2 separate regions of the Homo sapiens genome follow, and region 2 is linked to region 1. Evidence: chromatin loops called from intact Hi-C (ENCODE). Cell type or tissue: prostate gland. All regions are shown on one strand.

Evidence for each region. A loop is a pair of places that touch in the nucleus more often than their neighbours do. Peaks named below come from ENCODE experiments on the same cell type or tissue, not always from the same donor. Only the 100,000 strongest peaks of a DNase experiment are listed, where the experiment ranks them.
Region 2: a loop joins it to region 1, with 1.8 times the contacts of the local background. A loop is called at or near these places in 1 of 110 quality-filtered maps.

What each region holds. Positions count from the first base shown.
Region 1 is chr3:136,283,555-136,286,054 of GRCh38, reverse strand. PCCB (propionyl-CoA carboxylase subunit beta) reads right to left here. Exons shown (of 15, transcript NM_000532.5): 6 at 2,108-2,218. Among named protein-coding and RNA genes, the nearest start is that of PCCB, 34 kb to the right of the region's middle. In prostate gland, no CTCF peak of the experiment used is centred here; no DNase peak of the experiment used is centred here.
Region 2 is chr3:136,342,468-136,344,967 of GRCh38, reverse strand. STAG1 (STAG1 cohesin complex component) reads left to right here. Exons shown (of 34, transcript NM_005862.3): 30 at 962-1,136. Among named protein-coding and RNA genes, the nearest start is that of PCCB, 93 kb to the right of the region's middle. In prostate gland, no CTCF peak of the experiment used is centred here; a DNase peak (open chromatin) is centred at 1,017.

The DNA.
Region 1 (2,500 bases):
CACCTGGTAGGGCTAACTCCTCATTACACTACTTTCATAGAATGTTTATTCTTGCATGGTGTTTCTTCCTCCCATAAGAACTTTATAATTACCTTGTGTAGTCCTTTAAAAAAGACTTAGTATTTTCCACTGCACTCTTATTAAATACACAGAATATTTAAGATGTAGAATGGTGACAGCTTAAGAATGGTGCTGAGGACAAGAGAGGAAGTCTCACTAATATGCAATTATTAACTAAAGTTTTGTAAGCAGAAAATGAGATTGCTTAGAATAAAACACAGAATTAAAAGAGAAAGCAGTTGAAATGAACTCCAGCATCTAGAGTCTGAATGGAATCATGTAAATTGCCAATGGAAACCAGGAAGGTATGGTCAGAGTTGTGAGAAGAAATGCCAGAGTATGGTATAATGGAAGCCAAGGGAATACTGTTGAAAGACAGGAAAATGAGAGTTAAACTGCATTTACAGTGATGCAAGTCACTGAGGACCTTAAAAAAAAAAAACGATTTAGTGGTCTAGGGGACAAAGCTAAATTAACACGTGTTAAAGAATGGGATGGCAAGAGAGAAACACAGCAAGAGCTACAGGAGTATGCCAACTAGAGGACAGTTTTTGTTTTGATGATAGGAAAGACCTGAGTGTGATTAAGTTTTGATGGGAGGATCTAGTACCAACGGACAGACTGAAGATACTAAAGAGAAAGGAGAAAAGGAACAGTATAAGGGTCCTGAAGAAGGGTGGAGAGTTATATTCAGCAATGTGGATGTGTGTAGCAGGAGGAAAGGATGGCTCTAGCCAGAGGAATTGATCCCACACCTCCCTTCGTAACAGGCAGGAAGGAGGAGAGAATGGGGGTAGCACCAGCTAGGTGTGTATATATAGACTTAGTAAGCAAAGTTCAGAAAATTCTGCATTGTCCACCAAGTAAGAGAAGTGGTCATCTTACCTTTTTTTTTTTTTTTTTTTTGAGGCAGGGTCTTCCTCTGTCACCCAGAGCTAGAGTGCAGTGGCACGATCTTGGCTCACTGCTGCCTTGACCTTCTGGGCTCGAGTGATCCTCCCACCTCAGCCTCCCAAGTAGCTGGGACCACAGGTATGCACCACCACGCCCAGCTAATTTTTGTATTTTTTTGTAGAGATGGGGTTTCGCTACGTTGCCTAGGCTGGTCTAAAACTCCTGAGCTCAAGTGATCCACCTGAATCAGCCTCCCAAGTGCTGGGATTACAGGCGTGAGACACTGTGTATGGCCCATCTTAAATTTGATTAATAAAAGACACTCTTATTGTTGAACACTTACACTACTTTCGGTATATCACTAAGAACAGAATAGTTGGGTCAAAGTGGTAAGCACTTTGTGAAACTTTTGAATTCCTACTGCCTAACTTCCCTTGAGAACAAAGGGTTTCCCATTTACACTCCCTCTAGAACTCCTCTCCTCAAGTTGGATGGCTATCACTACTTTTTCCCCCCAACCATTCTGTCTTGGCATCCAATGTTCATTTTTATTAATATTTTAAGAAGAAAAGGCTGATTTTTTTAAAGCAAGGTTTGAGATGAATGGTAATTACTCATGTATAACTTCAAATAGACTTCATTTAAAAATATTTTTAAAATATAAGTCCATTAAAGTCATGTAATAAAGATATGTACCTCTGAAAATGAAGTGTGAGATCAGATTTATCCTTTACCATTATGGACACAATGTAATAAAATGGCAAGGAGCTGAAGAAATAAAGGAAGAAACAACTTCCCAATAAACAGATTACAGAAAAGCCTTCCATGAGAAACTTCTTGAATAGGACTCAGTAAACAGTCATCTATCTGGTCAAAGGACAGGATTCTTTGATTACCTGAAAATCATTTGCAATTCAGATCAACAAGTAAAATCACCCACCAATGAAGTACATAAGCATCCCCTGCCACTGAACCCCCACAAGCTACAGATTTCATGCCAAAACCCTCTCTCCATTAACACCTTATCATCACTATGCTGAAAGCCAATGAGAATGCAGGTAACAACCTAGATCTGGGTCAGGAATTATTTTTATTGCAGGTAAGGAACTGCACAAATCTCAAACGGCACCAAAAACAGGCCCTTCTTTCTTACCTTTACCATGAACGTGAAGTCTGTTAGGGCTGGGGAGTAGACGGCCCCACCAGCACATGGGCCCATGATCAGAGAAATCTGAGGGATGACTCCGGATGCCGTAACATTCCTCTGCCAAAACAGAAAAGCAAAAGCATCTGGTTACAGAGATGTTTGAGGCATTATCTGTGGAAAGATAAAGACAACAATAAGATAACATTTGGCTTTTTTCCCACAGAAATTCTATACAGGAGGCAACAGACCTAATCAGTGAAGTTCTTTAAGAATTATATGTGCATTTTCTCCCCGTAACTGGTAGGATGGTCAGCATATTACTTTCTGAGGCAAGTATTTTCTCTCCCCTCCCCTCCTGGGCAGCAGTTCCCTAAAACCTTCACTAAGGGCATGAGGTAC
Region 2 (2,500 bases), 59 kb before region 1:
TTAAGTCCTAAGTGAGTATGAATGACTGTATTTCCTCTAGAAATTAAAAGAGAAGCCTGGGCGTGGTGGCTCATGCCTATAATCTCAGCACTTTGAGAGGCCGAGGTGGGCGGATCACCTGAGGTCAGGAGTTCGAGACCAGACTGGCCAACATAATGATACCCCGTCTCTCCTAAAAATATAAAAATGAGCTGGGCGTGGTGGCGGGCACCTGTAATCCCAGCTACTCGAGACACTGAGTCAGGAGAATCGCTTGAACCTGGGAGGCGGAGGTTGCAGTGAGCCGAGATCACGCCACTGCACTCCAGCCCGGGCGACAGAGTGAGACTCCGTCTTGAAAAAAAAGTTTAAACAAAGAATGGTAAGTGGGGGGTTGGGTAGGGGTAATCAGGGAAGGCTTCCCTGAAGTACAGAGGCATGAAAATGGTGAACCTTTCAACCCATCTCCACATGTATAACCTGGCAAGAAGTTACTGACCAGTGTCTAGTTGTGCAAGGGGATTTGCTTATTTCTCCACAAAAGCCAGTCAGACTTTAATTGCTACTGCCTGGGACCCCTACGAGGCCCAGGAAATAGGCCCTTTATTGCTTGAACAAAGAAAAGAGGAGAGGTCTCTGGCTGGCTGCAATCTTCCCCTTCTAGGATGAATGAATCTTTAGAGATGGAGGGACTTAAAGAGATGATGATGTGATGATAGCTAACATTCAGTGGTTACATACATTACCTCATTTAGTCCCTACAACTTCGTGAGGTTAGGTAATGCATCCCCATTGTATGTATGAGAAAACTCAACTTTGGAAGTTTAATGACTTACACAAAGTCATGTAAGTAAGTGGTGGAACTGAGATTTAAAGTGGGCAGTCTGACTGCAGAGCCACACTCTTCACAAGTCTATGCTATGACTGCTACCAGAGTTCACTCCACCCACGACATTGTGTGACCTTAACTGGAATTTTACAGATGAGAGTCTGGATAACACATGGCTAAACAGGACTGACACCATGATTCAGACTCCTGGCCCCCTGCCAGCACCACAACTCACATCCACTGTACTGCGGGAGAACAGTCGGCCCATGGGAGACCAGATTCAAGAACCTGAGTCTGAACATGGTTCTGAACCAGACTTTTTACACAAGTAAGTAGCAAAAATTTGTCTTTTTCACAAAAAGCCTTTAAAGAAAGTAAAACTATTTAAGAAAAACTTTATTTGTTCATCAGAACATATTGCTGGTCAGTTCATGATAAGCCACAAACGGAGGGTAAACACTTCATGTGAGAAGAGCTATAAAAAGTCTGTAAACATTGTTGAAGATACCAGTTCCTGGAAGTTTACAGACCTTTAAATGTACGGTGTCTCACCAGGTGCTAATTTCAGTTGGCATGTGCATTTTCATTGGGCAGGTCTGTTTCTTCTCAGGGACTTACCAAGAAATGCAGGTTACTTCCTAGGCAAGAAAACCTGTAAGAGCCTATATTAAGTTGTCAGTAGTCTGGACACCAAATAAATAGACTGTATTTAGCTTTATCATCCATTTAATTAATATTTTGTCTTGTTACATTTTAAACTCAAACTTCTCATGGATTAAGAATTTTTAAGATCTTACTTGATAAATTCTGAGAATAGTTGCCCTCAAAGAGAAAATCAAGGTCTTACCTTTCCTCCATGCTAGTAATTAAAATGTTTTCTAGTACACAGACCTCTGAAAATTGTAGAGAAGGCAGAGGGTGATGGCGTGTTTTGCTTATAAAAATCTTATTGTTGTTTTCCATCCAACTTTGAAATTCTTTGAGCTCCTCACTTGTGTTTCTGTGTATAGTTGGGTAATGCTGTGAATTACTCTGATGGATAAGAGGGAGAACTCTCATTTGAACTCAACAAATTTAGTTAGGTTGAAAATAGAGACAGTGTTAGAAGTATCAAATCCTGGGTTTTCATGATCCCTTTGCTCTAAGGGATCAGCCTTCAAACCCAAGAGGATACTCACTGTCACCCATGGTATAACTGGGCATTCTTGTGCTGCCAAGTATCCTAGAAGGTGGTTTGCCTTATGGCAAGCATCCGAAGATGGGTGACCTAACCAATATCCCCACCCCTCTTCCTACAGGGTGGGTTTCTCCTTGTTTTAGCAGCCTGCCTTGCCCCTCTGACCCTACCATTTGTCATTCCCTGTGGCCATGGTCTGCCTTCTTTTCCCTGCTCCAGGTTTATAGGTTTAATCAAGGTGGTGGCCCCACATGATATAAAGACAGCTACTTAGAGACAACTTCATGTGACAGTTTGTATTGGCTAAAAAACCACTAAAGTTTACATCCTATAAATGTATGGGTATGGTGGCACACGCCTGTGATCCCAACTATTCAGGAGGCTAAGGAATGAGAATTGCTTGAACTCGGGAGGCAGAGGTTGCAGTGAGCCAAAATCGCGCCACTGCACTCCAGCCTGGGTGACACAGACTCTGTCTCAACACCACCACCACAAAATTAGCCAGGTGTGGTGGC